Linked DNA regions of Homo sapiens: region 2 is linked to region 1. The links are chromatin loops, found by intact Hi-C in ENCODE. Cell type or tissue: B cell. All regions are shown on one strand. Links, peaks and the distances in the headings refer to the core of each region. The heading gives the core; the rest is flanking DNA.

Region 1 (10,252 bases), core at 1,503-9,502:
CCCAGTACTTTGGGAGGCCGGGGCGGGCAGACCACCTGAACTCAAGAGTTCAAGACCACCCTGGGCAACATGGTGAAACCCCGTCTCTACTAAAATACAAAAAGTTAGCTGGGCATGGTGGCCCGCACCTGTAGTCCCAGCTACTTGGGAGGCTGAGGCATGAGATTTGCTTGAGCCTCAGAGGCAGAGGTTGGAGTGAGCTGAGATGGTGTCACTCCCTCCAGCCTGGGCAACAGAGCAAGACTCTGTCAAAAAAAAAAAAAAAAAAGAATGAGATCATGTCCTTTGCAGCAATATGGATGCAGCTAGAGGCCATCATCCTTAGCAAACTAACACAGGAACAAAAAACCATTTACTGCATGTTCTCACTTATCTATGGGAGCTAAGCATTGGGTACATGCAGACACAGAGATGGGAGAAATAAACACTGCGGATTCAAAAAGTGGGGAGGGAGGTAGGAGCATAAGGCTTGAAAAACTACCTATTGGCTACTATGTTCACTACTTGGGCAACGGAATCAGTAGAGACCCAAACTTCATCATCACACAGTCTACCCATGTAACAAACCTGCACATGTACCCTTTGAATCTAAAATTTAAAAAAAGAAACTATTTTGTCTTTTCAGCATGCACAACCTATTGGGGGAATTATTGCCTTATTTATTATTGGTTGGGAAGGTAAGATTTCTCTGATTTTCATACTAAGAAATAAATAACAATTATGATGGCCATAATCTATGGAGTGTTTGCGATATGTCACACTGCTTCCATATGTGACCTCCTTTATATCTCCCCACAATTCTAGGAGGAAGGCACCTTGATAGTCATATTTTATAGACAAGGAAGACAAAATGCTGGGAAGTTAAGTGACTTCTCCAGGACCACACAACCAATAAATGTAACACAACCTTGGAACGAAATCTGACTGTGCCTGACTTCAAAGTCTATGCTTAAATTTCCTCTTTCATCCTCAAGGATGGCCCTGGTTCACACATTTTTTAACGATAAACTTTCTATTTGAGAATTGATTTTGATTTCAGACAAGTTATGAAGATTGTGCAGAGCATTCTAACATACCACCCAGTTTCCTCTATTATTAACACTAATTGTATCTTACATTAATATGGTGAATTTGCCAGAAGTGAACCTGTACTGAAACATTAACTACAATTGTTGCTTTGTTTGGATTCCCTTAATTTTTACTTAATATCCTTTATTTATTTATTTAAAAAAATTTTTTTGGTAGAAACCGGGTCTTGCTATGTTGACCAGCCTGGCCTCAAGTGATCTTCCCACCTCGGCCTTCCAAAGTGTTGGGATTATAGGTGTGGGGCACCCCTCCCGGCCAATCTCCTTCTTCTGTTCCAGGATCCCTTCCAGGATAGCATATTCCACTTACTCATCGTGCCTCCCCAGGCTCCTCTTGGCTGTGACAATTAATCAGACTTTGTTTTTGATGACCTTGACAGTTCGGAGGAGTACTGGTTAGGTTTTCTTTATAGAACGCTCCTCAACCGGGATTGGTCCGGTGTTTTGCTCATGGTTAAACCAGTGAGGTGGGTTTTTAGGAGGGAGACCACAAAGATCAAGTGCCATAACTCATCATATCATATTAAGGTTACCTACGACACCATGATTTAACCTTGATCACCTGGCTGAGGTAGAGTCTGTCAGTTTTCTCTATGGTAAAGTTATGCTTCTCTTCCTTCACCCACCCCTGCCTTGTACCCCCTGTAGAGGGAAGTCACTATGCACAGCCCACACTTAGGGAGTGGGATGTTAGACTCCCCCTCCTTGAGGGCAGAATGTATATGTACATGTTTTGCAATTTTTCTGCACAGGAGATTTGCCTATTTTATTCTGTATTTATTTCATGAATATCAGTATAAACTCATGAATTTTTTTAATACTTGTGTTTGTAATCCAGTGCAACTTTATGTATTTTCTTGCTCGAATTGTTCCAGCTTTGGCCATTGGGAGCTCTTTCCGTGGCCCATGTGTTTCTTTGACACACCGCCATCATTGTGTGTGTGTGTGTGTGTGGTTGTGTTTGAACAATTTCTAGCACTACAAGATCCTCCAGGCTCATCTTGCAGATTTCCTACCCCAGTCCTAGAATCAACCATTTCTCCAAAATTTTTTTTGTAATTGGAGAATGGCATTAAAAACAAAGATCTGGGTGTTAGGTGCTGGTTCTACTACTTTGGGTTGTGGAAGGTTCCCTCTTTTACACTGGGAAGTCAGAGCTTTTCTCCAATTATTTTTGACTTTCCAGAATGGGGAACTTTGGTCTGTAGTTCCTCTCTGCTCTTGGTCTCTGAACCTCTTTCAGCTCCATTTATGCCCATATTGGCTCCTCTGTAAGCAAAACAACCCCGTGACTTGTAGGCATAAATGCTTCATAGTTATGAGTGGTGGGGGTGAAGGTGGTGGTGGTGGTGAGTGGTGGGTGGTGTTTTCTGTCTTGATTCCAGCACCTTCTTTGCTGATGCACAGTGCTTTGTTGACTCCCTTGTCCTCAGAAGCCCTGGATTCACGTCATGAAGGATGAAGTTAACCATGGCTCTGGAATTCCACCTCTGGGTCATGTGTCATCTCAGAGCATATTATCTTCAGCAGAGTCTGGAGTATTTCCTTCAGCATGCGCCTGACACTTCTGTAATATTTTCCTACCCCTTTTTTATTGTCTCCAGTAAAAAAGTAACCTGGGAAAACACAGTATCCTTTGCAAGCTTGAGCAACTCCACCATATTGGCTCATTGCTGCACAATAAACAACACATTTCAATGTCATACAACAAGAACTCATTTAGCCCATGGTTTGTGGGTGGGTTGTGGCTGATCTAGGTGGGCTTGGCTGGTTGGCTCTGTTGATCTCAGCTGGGTTTGCTTACACATCTGAGGGTTAGCAATGAGGGCTGGGCAATCTAGAGAGAATTGGCTAGAGTGGCTCTGCCCATGTATCTATCATCCTTCTCCTGGTTCCAGCACATTAGCCCAGCATGTTCTTCCAGTGGCAACAGCAGAAGCACCAAAGGGCAAGTGAGAACTGCAAGGCCACTTGAGACGTAGGTCCAGAACTAGCAATAGTGAGTTCTGCCTCATTCTGTTGGCCAAAGTGAGTCACACTGCCTAACTCAGCATCAAGAAGTGGGGGAAATAGACTCTGTCCTTTTAGTGGAGAGGGAACAGGCAGTCAATATTTCTGAACAATAGTCTTCCACATCCTACTCTGTACTTCTCTTTCTGGGTTACTTATCAAAATTAAAAACGGTGTTTCTGGAATCTCTAAATTTTCTACAATAACCATGTGAAAGAACTGCAGAGATTCCAGAAGCTGTGATTGATGACACACTGTTAGGAAGGTGCTGGTGTTCACAACTATCCATGTTCCCACCTCTACCTGGGCTCCCACTATTCTATACTTCCCAGCTCTGCTGTATGTAGGTGGCACCACGTGACTAGTTCCAGCCAATGGAAAGAGACCAAAAGTGTCGTGTGTTACCTCTGGTTCAAGACAATTAAGGGTGGCTGTGCCTTTTCTGTGTGCTCTCTTTCCTCATCTGCTCATTGGATGTAAAAAAATCTCATGAAGATCCCCAAGGACCTTGGGTATAGGAGAGAGCTATTTGATGGAAAGAGCCTGGGTCCCTGAATGACTGTGTGGAGCACCGTGGTTTCCAACCCATGCTATCTTGGACTTCTTTGACAAACCGTTGTTGTGTCAAGTCACTGAGATTTAGGAATAGTTTGTTATAGCAGTTTGCATATCGTGACTAATATAACCCACCTTCCTGGTGGTCACTAGTGACACCTGTTGACTTCTTTCAGTTAGCTCTGTTAACTGTAACCTTTATAAGAATTATGTATCTGAGTGTTCATTTTTGACAAGTGACCTGAAGGTTTACTTCAGACATCCACCTACCATTCCCAACTTTGACAATATGACTGATTTTGCTTTAGGGAAATCATCCTCTCTCTAATCTTAGCTGATGTGATTCTAAGGAAGGTGACCCCACTTTCTGGAATCTAGGAGTAGAATATGTAACCCGAGCTGAGCCATGAGGTCCTTGTGTTCCTCCAGCCACAGTGATTGGTTCAGGGGTGCAGGGGTGGGCATGTGACCTAAGTTGGTCCAAATTTAATCTTAAGATGTTGGCTAGCTAAGTTGAAACCCTGAGTGCTTTTACTAGACATTACTAGGGAAGATGATAGATAGTCATGGTAGGTAGGTGCAGACAGCTATCCTGTAATTATACAAACAGCCAGCCTAAGGAGGAAGCTTATACTAAGGATGGCAGAAGCTTACACTAGAAACTGCAGAACAGAGCAATGGAAAGAGCAGGTCCTTGACATCATATCAGACAGTTGGATCAGGCCTTGCCTGAAGCTAATGAATTCTTGTTCAAAGGTCAATAAGTAGCCTATATAGTTTAAGTGAATTAGTTGAGTCTTCATTACTCACATGCGAACTATTTTCAGTGGATTCAGCCTTTATCACTTTTCTAATCAAGTAAGACAATGTTATTCAGAGAATGCAGAACAATATCAAAATAAATGATCTTCAGGGATCACTTCTAATTCTAAAATTTAGAGTTTACGAGGCCTAGTATGAATTCCTAGCACTTAAAGTGTTTACAGTGATCTACACATAGGAATATCTGTTTATCTTGATAGTCAAGGAAAGTCTAATTGTTTGGAGACTTTGGGCAAAAAGATGATGAATATTCCATAAAAGAAATACAGGCCTTCCCACACATGGGCAAACCCCTCCATGGTTCCCATTGCTCTTTACAGGTTTTATAACTGACCGCTCTCCACCCATCTGACCTTATCAGCTACACTCCCACCCACCCCACAACTCACCGAACGTTAAATCCTCTGAGCTCATTTCTGCCCCAGGACCTTTGCACCTGCTATTCTCTTTGCCTAAAATGCACTTGTGCTGACTTCTTCTCCTGGAATCTACCTTAGGTTCTCCCCAGAGAGGCCTTCCCTGATCACCTGCGAAAGAAAATCTTCCTTCTTTGACACTCTTTACAAATTACTGTTTAGTTCCTTCACAGCACTTTTACAGACTCACAGTATCTGGTTCATTTATTTTCTAGTCATCTGGTTCATTTATCTCCTGTTAGAATGAGAGTTCTTCAAGGGCAGAGCCTCTGCCCGTGCTGGTGTCCCCGCTGCCTCCAGCACCTGACACATGGCTGGCACAGAGCAAAAAACAATCAGAGCCTTAGGAGTGAAACAGAGGCAGTAGTTGTTTTTTTTTGTTGTTGTTGTTTTTTTTTAGAGGAGTAGGGAATAGAAGGTACTTGTAGTGTCATGGTGAGGGCAGGAATTTCTGGGAGTGTGAGCAATGTGACAGGGAACAGGGAGCAGGCTGCTACTTGGAAATTGTTATCCGGGTTTATTTATAGAGTACTTCCATTTTCTTTCTTTCTTTCTTTCTTTCTTTCTTTCTTTCTTTCTTTCTTTCTTTCTTTCTTTCTTTCCTTTCTTTCTTTCTTTCTCTTTCTTTCTTCTCTCTCTCTCTTTCTTTTTTCTTTCTTTCTTTTTCTTTCTCTCTCTCTCTTTCTTTTTTTTTTGGAGACGGAGTCCTGCTCTGTTGCCCAGGCTGGAGTGCAATGGTGCATTCATAGCTCACTGCAGCCTCAACCTCCCAGACTCAAGTGATGCCCCCGCCTCAGCCTCCTGAGTAGTTGAGGCCATACCCAGCTAATTTTTTTCATTTTTAAAATTTTTGTAGAGATGAGGTCTCACTGTGTTGTCCAGGCTGGTCTTGAACTCCTGGACTCAAATGATTCTCCCACCCTGACCTCCCAAATTGCTGGGATTACAGGCGTGAATCATGGCGCCTGGCCTCATAGAGTATTTTTAAAAGGAATTGCGTGTGTGTGTGTGTGTGTGTGTGTGTGAGAGAGAGAGAGAGAGAGAGAGATCGACCAATAGAAAGGAAGAGAAGATTACTCATCCAAAAAAATAATAGAATGAACATTAGAAGCTTCCTCAGATGCTTCACTTAATTTCTGCCTAACCCCTGGTATTTCAGGGTCTGTGCCCTCCCAGAGCTTTTATTACCTACATGAGCTTCTCCTCAAAGTTGCAATCTGAGAGCATCCACTTGGGGGAACAAAAGGACACTGTGGGCCCCTGTAGTTCAGCTTCATCATTACGTTTCACTTCCTTTTTATGAGATGGGAATAAAGATAGTTCCCTTAATTTCAGGACATATGAAAATAATTTTTCTTTGGGCTGTTGGGTAAATGCTGTTAACTCAGATCCATAGGCCCCTTCAGGTTTTGGGGGGAACTTTCTCAATCAAATGTTGTTATTGAATGAAAACCTCAAAGCAGAAATTCAAAAGAATGAAGCTCAAGGCAGCTGTATCTTGTTTCTGTTTTGCTTTGAGAGTCAGAATATGCGATCAAAATCTATCTTCCCCTTCCTTATCCTTCATTTTTTTCCCCAGCAGATAAGAAAAAAAATAGTGGTGCTTCTTTTAGGACTTAATTCTCAGAAGGCTAATATCATACACAGTTGGAGCTTCAGAAAACTGCTCTGGAAATTGATATGCACACAACCTGTTCTTGATGAGCTGAAAGAAGCATGAATGTTGAAACGGAGCTGAAAAGGCAGTGGTAGGATGGCAAGGGAGACTGTGATATTTTTTTCTTCCATTTTTCCTTTTCAATATTGTAACATTTTCTTATTGTAGATGAACAAATTTCTACAAACCTGGTACCTGGTACCACCACGCTGCTGTTGTTACTGTTTAAGGTGTCTCCTGTGTCTGTTTTCTCTCGGTGTTACTTGTTCATATTTTCTGGTTTATTTGGTTGATTTAATCCATGTTGTCACGATTTGAAGGGTTTTTTGTTTGTTTGTTTTTGTTTTGTTTTGTTTTGAGACAGGGTCCTGCTCTGTCACACAGGCTGGGGCGCAGTGGTGCCAGCTCAGCTCATTGCAACCTCTGCCTCCTGGCCTCAGGCCATCCTCACACCTCAGCCTCCTAAATAGCTGGGACTACAGGTGCACACCACTACATCTGGCTATTTTTGTTTTTTGTATTTTTTGTAGAGACAGGGTTTCATCAAGTTGGCCAGGCTGGTCTCAAACTCCTGGGCTTAAGCCATCTGCCTGCTTTGGCTTCCCCAAAGTGTTGGGATTACAGGCGTGAGCCACCACACCCAGCAGAGGAGTTCTTAAATTCTGGTTTTTATGCTGGATACTGGATGGGAAAAGAGGAGACAGACACATTTTATTGAGGAGCCGTAGTCCAGAAACAGTAAATATTTACTTGACAAGTGATTTATTCCCTTTCATGCCATGATTAAAGTTTAACTTTCATTGAACAATTGCTCCATTTATATAGATGAAAATAAATAATTGGGAACATATGTGACAGCCCTTTCACTGGTCTCCCCACGATCTCTCTGGCCCTCCAGTAACCCATTATGTTCACAGCAGTCTTTCTGAAAAAACAAAACAAAAAAAAAAACAAAAAACAAATCATGCCCCAGTGCCTGCTTAACACATTCAATGGCTCCCTTTTGTCCTCAGAATTCAGCCCACACTTCCTATCCAAACTTTGAGAACTTGCAGAGTCTAGCTCTTTATTGATACCTCCAGTTGAATCTCATTTCTGCTATCTTTGAAGAGAGGGATAGCGGTTTGGGTGCGGGGTCAGAAACTAGGTGTGTCGGTGAGAGATTAGTCCGGGAAGCAGAGCCACACGGTGGTATGTTTGGAATAAGAACTGTGTTACAGGAATCAGATGATACACGCTTGTAGGAGAAGCTGGGGAAGAAGGTCCACTGAGAGCACTGAGGATCACTAACAAGGGCTGGTGCAAGTGAATGAGTCAGGAGCTTGTAGGGAAGTCCGAAGCTTGGTGTATTGAGCTGGTGCACAGGCACCAGGAAAGGGGCTGATCTAGAAGTCTATGGAATGTATTAGTTCTCCACGGTGACTGCCTCTGTGAATCTGCCGCTAAGGGTCTGAGGGTGGGCTTGCCATCACTGCTGGTCAGCAGGGTCGGGGAGAGCTAGATACAGAGCAGGGAAGATGGAGGACAAACTGGAAGCTGCTGGCCCCTCTGTGTCTGGCCACCCCTCACTGCTTCTAACCAATGATGACCTTCAGAGTGTAACGGCTGCTGCTTCCCATGAGCCTCCCTGGTCTTGCACAACCTCATTTTGGGGCAACTCTAACCTAGGAACATACAGGAAAAGGAGGTCTGAGAAATGTGGTTCCCAGCATAACCAAGTTGTCAACAGAATAATCCGGTAGATGTAGTCTCTGTACTCAAAGAACAGGAAAAAAGAGCAGAGAGGCCAAAAGAGGGTACTGGGGCAGTTTTGCTGTGTGATGAGTGATGTCATCCCTCCCTTCATATCTCCACCTCATCTTCAATAAAATCCACAGCCCTTGGCCATACTGTTTAAGTTGGATTTATTTCTTCCACTTTCCTCCCTTCCTCCTCCCTCCATCCCTTCCTCCTCCCATCCTCTCCCCCTCTCTTCCTTCCCTCCCTTCTCCCTTCTAGATGTCCTGGGTCTGGTCTGAACTTGGCACGGGGAAGAACAAGGCCTGCAAAGGTGGTCCAAACACATACAGTTTCCACTTTACTGAAAGGAGACATGGGTTTCCAATGTTGAGAAATCATAATCTAGCCAACCCTCTTTTTTATGTTAACTTCGTCTCCTTTCTATGAATGAGGCAATGCAGAAGTACAAAAAAAAAAAAAAAAAAAAAGCAGGGTAGTGGGGAAGGAAAGATTCTGTCTCCCTCCCAGGGAGAAGGTGATGAAAAGGGAGAAGCTAGTGCCTCTGCACCAGCTGAACGCAACAAGCTTCCAGACTTCCCTGCAAGGATCCCTCCCAGCCCTACTTACTCTTTGTTTCACAGTCAAAAAGCAGAAGTCCAAAGAGGTGAAGCACTTTGCTCCAAATCACACAGCACTCATTTTGGCCTAGAAACGGGCCTATTAGGAGTGACTCATCTCTTAAAAGGCCACACTCTCCAAGCCTGTTCTCTAAAGTGCTTACATCTACCCGGGGGGTCAGAGAGTGTCTTCACCTAAAACAATTTGCATTGATCATTGTGGTCGCAATTTCCATTTCTACATTAAAGTGGGGAAAGTGAGGCTAATTCTTAAGCTGTTGTTGGCAGAGCTTCTTATGGGGAGGTTATATCTTGGTTGGGGCCACCACAGATCAGGGGCTGACCTCTGTTGTAGAAACTCAACTCTATAGTTCACTTGGGTGAAGTCAATTTATTAATTTACCTTTGTAGTGACTGGAATGCTTGTGGATACATTTTTGGGCTCAGGGACTCTGGAAGTCTTTGACCATGGCCCATGGTAAGAAGTACATTTTATTTAATACAAAGCAGTGGAATACACACACACACACACACACACACACACACACACACACACACACACATCTGAAACAAATATTTCACTTAACGATGCTTAAAACTGACTGTGTATGACTCACTCTGATGATTTTTATTCCATTCTATTTCACTTCATTATGTAAAAATGCTGCTAGCATCCATGTAAATGTATTCCATGACCTACCGATTGGCCTTGAGTCCCAGCATAAAAAACACTAAGCTAGGGCCTCTCTTCTTGCAATCGAAGGATCTCAGAAGGAAGCAAAATTGAATTTAATCATCATAAAGTTGTTGTTATACCTCGAGTCAGAGTGGAGAGTGTGAGAGCAGCTTGAGGGTGAATTGAGTAACAGTGTGATAGGTCTGCGTGAGTTAAACCTGCTCTCTTGCAGGGCTCACTTTTCTAGCGACTGTCATGCTCAGTTTGCTAAGGAGTGTTCACTGCTCCCATTTACTGAGTCCTTATGGCGTGCTCAGTGATGGAGAGTAACAGGAAACATGAAAGAGGTCTGACAATATGGTAGGAATGAGTAGATTGATGTGAGTGAAGGAAAACACTCCTCTGCAGAGTCATGCCCAGGGACAAGCACAGTGAAAACCAAGTTGTTTTAAAACCAGCTGGTGTCTGTGATATGGAGGTATGTGGAAGGAAAACCCTGTCATTCATGTCATCGTGGTCACAGAACATGATATAATTTGTATGTCCGGAAGAACACAGCAAGAGGTTTTTTTTTTTGCTTTTTTTTTTTTTTTTTTTACTACTAAGGGCCATTCAGGTCCTAAACATGGAAGTTCAAGGCACCAAACCTCCAGTGTTATCATTACAAGAATATGGGAAGAAGCACTAGCTAC
Region 2 (10,252 bases), core at 1,438-9,437, 110 kb after region 1:
AAAATGTGAAAGTTTTACAAGAAGAGGGATGGAATGTAATGTTTAATGTTGATGTCATAGAGTGACAAAATGGCATTGTTGGCATTCATAGCTCCTCACTTAGCTATCTTCTGAGACTTTTAAGAGTTATAAGGTATAACTAACTATAAAACTAATTTTTCTTACACACTAAATGGGCATTATTTGTTCAAAATAGTGAAGTTTCGGCTTCACATTCATTCCAGTGGGATACGGCTTTTATGCAAAACATTTTTAGAACTCCAGTTTTCAAATCATGTTTGAATCTATATTCACTTTTAAAGTCTACTTAATGGTGGTCATTTTTTCCCCTTTAGAATATATTAAATAGTTGATTTGGGGAGGAAAACTTATTCTGAATATTAACAGTGGTGAAAAGGAATGTGGAAGTTAACCTTTACCAAAAGAGGAAGTTGGCAAAAACAGCCTTCTAGCACACTGTTTAAAATGAATAATGGCAGCCTAAACTTAACAGTTTTTACCCTGAAGTGCAAAAGTGAAACATACAAAATAAAACTATTTTTAAGAGTAACTAAAAAATTTCAAAATACAAATTTGAATAGCAGCATTAGTGGTATAAGTGTCTAGCAAAGGAAAAATTAAATCTAATAAATAAAATGAAGGTCTAGTGTGTATGTTATAAAATACTCTCTTACAGTCACACCTTAAATTAAACCTTATACTAGGTTCCTCTATTTTCAGGATATAATTCTTAACTATCATTATTTACCTGATTTAATCATTAGATTTGAAATTCTGTGCCATGGCATATACGTTCAAATTCAAACCATTTTAAAATGTGACAGATGGACTTCATGCAAGTTGGCAATGGTTCTCGTACTAAAAACTGTGGTTGTTTTTTCTGTTTACATAACCTGCTTAGTATTGACTCTCTACCAAGAGGGTCTTCCTAAGAAGAGTGACGTCATTATTTCCTCTTGTCAACAACTTGTGACATGAGATTCTTAAAGGGCTTTATGTGAACTATGATATTGTAATTTTTCTAAGTATATTCAAAAGGGTAACAAAATTATGTTATGTACTAAATCTGATCAGGAAAGTAAGCCAGGAAAAGTTGATGGTATTCATTAGGTTTTAACTGAATGGAGCAGTTCCTTATATAATAACAATTGTATAGTAGGGATAAAACACTAACTTAATGTGTATTCATTTTAAATTGTTCTGTATTTTTAAATTGCCAAGAAAAATAAACAACTTTGTACATTTGAAGAGTTTTTCCAACAGCTTTTCGTCTTCAGTGTCTTAATGTGGAAGTTAACCTTTACCAAAAAAGGAAGTTAGCAAAAACAGCCTTCTAGCACACTTTTTAAAATGAATAATGGCAGCCTAAACTTAATATTTTTATAAAGTATTATAATATTGTTTTGTGGATAATTGAAATAAAAAATTCTCATTAAAAAATGAAGTGATATAAGGATATAGTTAGACAAACAAAAACTGAGGGATTTGTCAATAGTGGACCTGCATGACAAGAAATACTAAAGGGAGGTACTTTAGTCAGAAGGAAAATGATCTGGCCAGGCATGGTGGCTCACGCCTGTAATCTCAGCACTTTGGGAGGCCAAGGCAGGCGGATCACGAGGTCAGGAGACCGAGACCATCCTGGCTAACACAGTGAAACTCTGTCTCTACTAAAAATACAAAACAGCCGGGTGTGGTGGCAGGTGCCTGTAGTCCCAGCTACTCAGGAGGCTGAGGCAGGAGAATGGCGTGAACCCGGGAGGCGGAGCTTGCAGGAAAATGATCCAGATGGAGATGCAGGGAGAAATGGAGAGCATGAAGGGTGAATATGTATGTAAAATATAAATGAATGTTGACTGTATAAAACAATAATGTCGTGTTTCTCGAGCTTAAAATAATCTAGAACTAAATTGCATGACAGTAGCACAAAATGCAGGGGAGGTTAATGAAGTTAAAATATTTTAAGTTTCTAGGATTATTGGGGGTTAGTGTAAGTAATAATTTTAGTATAAGTAATAATTTCCATTGGATTGTAATCAGTCAGGGATGTTTATTTTAATTTCTAAGATAATTTATAAAAGAATAGTGTATATAGTCATGCACTGCATAATGATATTAGGCCAACAAAAGACCACGTATATGACAGTGATCCCAGAAGATTTTAATACTATATTTTTACTGTACCTTTTCAGTAAAAGGTACGTATATTCAAAAGGTAAGTATATTCAAATGGTAAGTTTGAATATACTTACCATTGTGTTACAGTTGCCTGCAGTATTCAGTATAGTCACATGCTGCACAGGTTTGAATCCTAGGAGCAATAGGCTACATCATACGGCGTAGGGGTGTAGTAGGTATACGATGTAGGCTCTTGTAAGCATGCTCTGTGATGTTCACACAATTATGAAATTGCCTATTGACACATTTCTTAGAACATATCCCTGTCATTAAGCTCCACATGACTGTATATCTAACAAGTTAAAAGAGGGAAAAATTAAAACAACATTTGCTAATCAACAGAAAGGCAAAAAAAGGAATATAAGTAGGACATAAAATAGGTGGGTCAAATTGCAAACAAAGAGTAAGTAGCTACAAATCTATTTAAGTAATTACATTTCATGTAAAGGATTAAATACTCCAAGTAAAAGATTAGGTTTTTCAGACTGGATAAAGAACCAACCCTCCCCCAATATACTGCTTACAAGAGATATAAACACATGGATGGAAGAGGTGATATAATACGAACACTAACCAAAGCAAAGCCGGCATAACTACACTAGTATCAGGCAAACTATGCAATAATGCTGCTTTTAAATAAAGATATGTTTCTTAATGATAACAGGGCCAATCCAACAAAAAGATATCACAAACTGAAATCTGTAGGTTACAAATAACTTCAAAGAATATAAAGCAAAAATTGGCAGATATAAAATGACAAATCTATAATCCTGTTGGGAGATATTAACACATAACCTTCTAGAGCTTATAGAACAGACAGACAAAAAATTAGTAAGGATATAGAAGATCCTAATAAAATGATGAGTAAATTTGACCTAATTGACATATGTAAAATGCTGCACCTAGCAAAAATAGAATTCACATTCTTTTTTTTTGAGATGGAATCTTGCTCTGTTGCCCAGGCAATGCAGTGACATGATCTCGGCTCACTGCAACCTGTCTCCCGGGTTCAACCAATTCTCCTGCCTCAGCCTCCCAAGTAGCTGGGACTACAGGCACCCGCCACCACGCTCAGCTAATTTTTGTATTTTTAGTAGAGACGGGGTTTCACCATGTTGGCCAGCCTGGTCTCGAACTCCTGACCTCGTAATCGGCCCGCCTCAGCCTCCCAAAGTGCTGGGATTACAGGCGTGAGCCACCGGCGCCCAGCCCACATTCTTTAACGTACACATGGAGCATCAAAATAGATCATGTGCTGAGTCCTAAAGGAAGCTTCTACAAATTTCATGATTGAAATTGCTTAGAGCATGTTCTCTGACAATAGAATTAAGCTCAAATTTAATAACAGAGTTAAACTAAAGAATCCTTAACTGCCTGAAAATGAATATACTTCTAAACAATTTATAAGTCAAAGAGGAAAGTAAAATAGAAATTAGAAACTATTTTTAATGAAAATATATTTAAGAAATGATATATACCATTATTATTAGTGTGATATATCTTTATCCTAAAACATTAAATGGTCAAAAGAAAGCATAGCATGACTGGACCTGCCTGATATTAGTCATCATTGTAAAAATTTGAAAATTGGAGGAATATTCTTTTCTTTCTCATTTATATATGAAAATATACATAAAAATATACATACACATGAAAACTTAGAAAATTATGTTAATGTATTTTTAGGAAGAAGGGTCAAATTATGATGTACGTTTACCATAATGTAAAAACGTAAGCTAAATCCAAAAGGATTTTACTCAGTGACCTTATTATTTCAGTCTGAATCATAATCAGGCATTTTACCTGGATACGTATCCCAGCTTGATCTGTCATAAAAAATTTCTTTCTTGTGTTTCTAAAAACTTCAACTCTCCAGTTTCAGCATTTACTAAGTCACCTTGTCAAACACAGAGAAATCTCCTTTAGCAGATAATTTTTGCTGGGTTGAAACAGATGGGCAATCTACTTGTGGTTATTTCCTAAGTACTTATTGCAGATATGGTGGTGATTGCTGCTCATGCATTTCCATTTGAACTTGAAGCATTGGTGTTTCTCTTAGCTGGCATCCTCCCCAGCTCTTCTCACCTCTCTTCTGGCTTGGCACATGGTGGGTCTGGCTCATCAGATGATCCCCTTGGAGGATGCTGCAAAACTCCTCAGCAACCTGCTCTGTATTCTTTGGCTGAAGATATCCTCCACTCTTGGGGCTCAAGTGCATTTCTCTAAGTCAATGCAGCCTTTACACTTTGAAGTTATTAGTAATTCTTCTCTGACCCCTCATTTTTGTCAGTTTAGTAATTTTTCTTTAATTTCTGCTTGTTGATTTGTGACCCCAATCTCTAGAAAACTCTTGTCAGGTATCTTGAAATGTACATTTTGTACATTGTATTTCCACTTTCCTGTGTCCCCAAACAGTTACCCATTTCCCATGTTAAAGTTCTAACTGCGTATCCTGGCATTCAAAGTATCTTTACATTACTTATTACCTACCTCTCCCTGTTAGTTTTCACTACCTTCTTACATAGAATGTCTACGTTGGCCAAACCTGACTAACCAGCATTCCCCAAATCCAAGCCCATTCTTTTTGTTACTTTACTGTGTCCTTTCCCCAGCCTAGAATGCTGCTGCTTCGCTTGTTGAAAGCCTAGCTTTCTCTAAGGTCTAGCTCAATATGGAAAATTTCTACATTTTCTAGCAAGTCTGTTTGTGCAGCTATTTCCGTCTTCTGTGATGGCTGACTCCTCTGATTCTTACACTGTTTGTTGTCTAATGCTCATGTCATGCCTACCATGTGCCTGCTGCTTGTGTGTGTGTGGTCAGCATTTTCATCTGGACCATTATTTGACTCATCAGCAGAAGACCTAGCTAGGATCTAGGTGCAACGGTGCCTCTTACTTGCTGTGGGATATGGGGCAAGTCATTCAGCAAACCCTGAAGTATCTACCTTATGTCAGACCCTGAGCTTACAAATGCAGACACTGTCCCTGTACTTGAGGCTGTCATAGTATGAGGGCTTCATATCTGAACTTCAGTTACCTCATCTATAAAGTGAGGCTAGTGATCGTCTTCTGCTTACTTCACAGGCTAACTGTGAGTTTCAAATAGGACACCAGATGAACAATTGCTTTCTAAACCATAGTGTCTATAATATGCTGTTCCGTTACGTGCAGCATAGTGGTTGAAAGTTCTAGTGCTGAACTCTGACTGCCTGGATTTCAACTCTACTGCTTACTAGTTGTGTAAACTTGGGAAAGCTTTTCTCTACCTGGGTTTCCTTAGCTAAGAACTGGAATGATTATAGTACCTGTCTTGTAGGGTGGTTGTGTGTATACACAACACACATAGAACAGTGATGCCCCACAGCTACTGCTCTGTGTGTTGATTTATATACTTCTTATTCCAGTTAGATTTTGAGGCAGCTTATAGAAATATGTACATTATGCCTAGATTTAAAAATAAATAATGGGAAAGAGAAAATAAATATTATTCCAAGGTAAAGTTACTATATAGATTTTTTCACTGATTCAACCAATATTTATTTATTATTTTTTAAATTTTGAGACAGGGTCTCACTCTGTCACCCAGGCTGGGGTGCAGTGGTGCAATCATGGCTCCCTCTAGTCTTGAACTCCTGGGCTCAAGTGATCCTCCTGCCTCAGCCTCCTGAGTAGCTTAGATAACAGGGTGTACCACCACACCCAGATACTTTTTTTTTAATTTTAAAAATTTTTGTAGAGATGAGGTCTCACTGTGTTGCCCAGGCTGGTCTTGAATTTCTGGCCTTAAGTGATCCTCCCCCCATAGCCTCCCAAAGTGCTGGGATTATAGGCATGAGCTACTACTACTCCTGGCATAACCAATATTTATTAAACACCAACATTATGCCAGACACTGTTCAGATGAACAGATACAAAGAACTTATCTCTTTGAGCTTGTATTCTGGTTGAGAGAAACAGACAAGAAACAAATAATAAACAGGAAATGTACCTGGAAGTAAAAACTGCTATGTAATGACTCAAAACCTACTCAAAACTCAGCATGTTGTATTGTGACTTGGTGACCACTTTAGATTGATGGGTCAAAGACTGTCTGAGGAGATGACATCTAAACCCAGGTTTGAATGTTAAAGAGGCTGGTCTTTTGAAGATGGAAGCTTGGTGAGGGGGAGAGCATTTTAGGCTAAAGTTGTGGCCAAGACAGAGCCCCTAACATGGTAGGAAAGAACTGGGCATGTTTGGGGAACTGAAACAGGACTAGTGTGGTCTGGTTGTACTGCATGAAGAGAGGGGCAGGTAGTGTGAGATAAGATCAGGTTGAAGAGAGAGGCAGAGTGTTTGGGGCCAGAGTAACACATTTACATTTTATTCTAATGCCCGTGGAAAAATTAAAACAGAGGAGTATTAGGTGTCATGTTTTATAAGTATCAGTTAGGTCAAGGTAGTTGATATGATACCTTCTACATCTCTTTTGATTTTATATCTAGTTGTTCTATCAATTGCTGAGAAAAGGGTGTTAAAATTTTCAACTATGATTGTAGAATGTCTGTTTCTTCTTTTATTTTGTCCATTTTCTCCATAATTTTTGAAGCTCTGCTATTGAGTACAGAAACATTTTTGATTGTTGTGTCTTTCCATATGAAATGTGTCTATCTCTGGTAATATTCTTTGTCTTGAAATTGACTTCACTGGATATTAATACAGATGTAGACACTTCAGTCTTATGCTTACTATTTTCATGAGGTATCTTTTCCCATCGTTCTACTATCAATTTGTTTTTATATATAAAGTGTGTTTCTTTTAGACAGATATAAAAGTGTCTTGATTATTTTTTTCCCTCATTCTGACAGCCTCTGCTTTTTAGTGAAGTAATTTTAGATATTGTATTTATCCTTTGTGGAGTTTGCTGAGTTTCTTGAATCTGTAAATTTATATATATATTTTTTACCAAATCTGGGAAAATTAGGGGCCATTACTTCTTAAAGGATTATTTTTCTACCTCAATCTTTCTTTCCTCTCCTTTTAAGACTGATTATATATATATTTGATATTTGGATATTATCTGTCCTATATATCCTGGATGCCCTGTCTGAGTTTTCCCCCAATATTTTTTCTTTCTTTTCTTTAGATTGGATACTTCCTGTGGATTTGTCTTCAAATTTATTGGCATTTTCTTTTGGCATCTCTAATCTGCCATTCCATTGAATGTTTTTTTCAGATACTCTATTTTTTACTTCTGACATTTTTATCTGGTTCTTTTCATAGTTATTTTCTGCTGCTATTTCCTATCTTTTTATTCGTTACATGAATATTTTCTGTTAACATCCTTTCTGTTATGTCCAGTTATAATAGCTGCTTTAAAATCCTTGTCTGATAATTCTAACATTTGGGCTATCTTGGATTGGTTTTCATTGATGGTTTGTCCTCTTGCATATGGGTCACATTTTCTGTTTCTTCATCTGTAGAATAATTTTAGCTTGTATCTTGAACATGTGATTGATACATTGTGGATACTCTAAACTCTGTTATGCTCCTCCAAGGTGTATGGATTTTTTCATCTGTTCGTTGAAGAATACAGTTAACTTGGCTTACTCAAACTCTGAGCCCTGTCCTCTCTGCAGTGGTGGAAGATGAATCTTGTTCAGTTCTTTAAGGCTCAGCTAGGCTGCTTAGGGTCTGTCATGCTCATGTGTCATTATGGGGCCCACCAGGGATTTTGACTGGATTTATACATAGAATTTTGGAGCTTTCCTTCTGTGGCTCTTTATTTTCTTACAGTTTCTGTTGGATGCCCTTTTCCATTCTCTGTGTTCCTTTGGTCACTCTTCAGTGCTTATTGTCTATGTGTCCAGAATTTTAGTTGTTATCTCAGGAGGATTGTTCTGTTAGGAATTAATTGGTTCTGACCAGAAGCAGAGCCTGAGTTTGTGTTATATTTTGAATATAAAGCAAACGTGATTTGCTGATGAATTGGATGTAGGGGGTGGTGGTGGCAGGGGCGTGGCGAAAGAGTGGAATCACTATGATTATTCATTTTTTGGCTTAAGCAACTGGGAGGATGATTTTACTCATTTTTTTGATAAAGAAGACTGGGAGAGGAGCCCGTTTGGCTGGAGTACAGAGGATGTGGAAGTTAAGGGTTTCATTTAGATGTGTTAAATTTGAGATGCTTTCTAGATATTCAACTGAAAATGTCAAATAGATAGTTAGATATTTAGAATCTGGAGCTCAGGAGTCCTAGAGATCCAGACTTAGTCATCAGAATATAATTGATATTTGAAACTGTGGGACTACATAGCTTTACCTAGGGAGAACTTAGCTGGTGAAGAAGGGGTGCCCCCAGCACCATGCTCTGAGGCAGTTCAGGATTTGGAAGTCAAGCAGAGGAGAGGAACTACCAAAGGAGACCAAGAAAGAGAAGCCTGGAGAGGATAGGTCACAGAAGTCAGAGAAGAATATTTCAAAGAAGGCATCAGTGGACAACTGATTTGAATGCTGCTGAGAAGTCAATAAGGTGAAGGACAAAAGAGAGAGCCTTGGATTGGGCCAGACAGAGATGACTTCACTAGACCATCTCACTACAATGGTGGTGGAACAAAGGGTGGGCGCAGAAGCAGAGACTATGACACCTGTGGACCAAAAGTGCTTGCTCTTAGGGCTCAGGTTATTTAGGCTTCCAGTTCACCTGGGAGCTGTGTAACCACCAAAGCAGAAAGGGACTACAGGTCTGTGAATATTTATTATTGATGATAGTGTTTCTATCCTGCAGTAGGGAAGACTTTTCACCTTGAACTCAGACCTTTCCCTGCCCAGGTTACCTGGACAACCAAACTTCCGGGGTCAGAGATGGCATTTGCTATGTATATGCTGCAATAGGATGTTTGTTTAGAGCTATTGGTAGTCGACTGCATGGTCTTTAATCAGTGGTCTTACTGATTATAGAAAGTGAATACCAAATTACAGCCACAGATGCTTTAGGCTCTTATTTTGCATACCAAGAGTTACCTTTTCTGTTGTCAAGTTGGAGCTTAGAAGGCACAAGGCTCTTAGTCAAGACAGTGTTGTGGTTCAGAGCATGATTTACCCAGAAATGATGGGATTTGACTGTTCATGGGAAGGAGCTTCCACAGAATGAGCATTTGTTTAACCAGGTGTCAATTTGCTTTGCAGGTTTCTTGGAACATAGACTTAAATTTCATTACACTTGTTTTCAAGGATCATCATTCCATGAAGTCTTATTATCCCTTGAGGCTGTTCTTATGTAGAGGCAGAAACTTTTGCCTTTGGTTTAGTGATAGTCTACCATTTTATCCTAGCATTCTGGCATTAACCTTTGGATTTGCCTAAAGCAAAATACAACAAAAGGAATCAGCCAAGCCAAAAATCTTTGATTTATTTTCCGACTCTCCTTCGGATTTTGGTATCTGGCTTCTGTTACTTTGCAGCTACCATATTCACATCTGGTATGGTGCTTGGACATGTTAGACTTGTTCTCCTGAATTGACTTAGAATGGTTAAGCCCTGGTCTTTTGGCTATGTTGACATTACTGGACTGATTCTTCATAAAGATTTTCCTGTTGGATAGAGTATCAGCCTTCCCCAGTCTGCCTGCCTTTATGTCAGGTTTTATTGTCTTCTTCAAGAAGACTCCATGTGAATTTCAGCCATCACAGTGTAACACTGATGATCTTTCAGGACAATTAAGATGTTCCTGGGAATTTCTCAGCGTGTGAACCTGCTAGCCCTCATATGACTCATGGGACCTCAGTGTTTCACGTACCCTTTTTCCCTCACCTGCATGACTGTGCCCTTATCTTTATTAGGAGTCTAATAAATAGGATTTGCTGGTTTTGATTTCAAAGCTGTGAAAGCCGTACTATAAGGTAAAAGGTAACCTTTATTTCTATTTAGTTTGTGAAAGGAAGTCATATGTACTAATCAGTCATTATAGTGAAGATCTTTGTGACAGTTTCCCTCCGAGCTTCATATTTCATGTATGTTTTCATTCTCTTCTTGTCTTTTGGATTAAAAGTATTTCTGTAAATAAATTGGGAACAATTCTGAGGTCCAGGACCTTC

What was found. A loop is a pair of places that touch in the nucleus more often than their neighbours do. Peaks named below come from ENCODE experiments on the same cell type or tissue, not always from the same donor. Only the 100,000 strongest peaks of a DNase experiment are listed, where the experiment ranks them.
Region 2: it touches region 1 in a loop (4-fold over the local background); 3 of 110 quality-filtered maps call a loop at or near these places.

The regions. Positions count from the first base shown.
Region 1 is chr22:25,538,005-25,548,256 of GRCh38, forward strand. No RefSeq gene overlaps it. Among named protein-coding and RNA genes, the nearest start is that of GRK3, 22 kb to the right of the region's middle. In B cell, for the core only: CTCF peaks have their summits at 6,118 (motif pointing right) and 6,325; a DNase peak (open chromatin) is centred at 6,147; H3K4me3 peaks cover 634 bases; H3K27ac peaks cover 291 bases.
Region 2 is chr22:25,650,599-25,660,850 of GRCh38, forward strand. The region is part of intron 3 of GRK3 (G protein-coupled receptor kinase 3); the gene reads left to right. It also overlaps the pseudogene YES1P1. Among named protein-coding and RNA genes, the nearest start is that of MYO18B, 86 kb to the right of the region's middle. In B cell, for the core only: no CTCF peak of the experiment used is centred there; a DNase peak (open chromatin) is centred at 6,423; H3K27ac peaks cover 4,756 bases.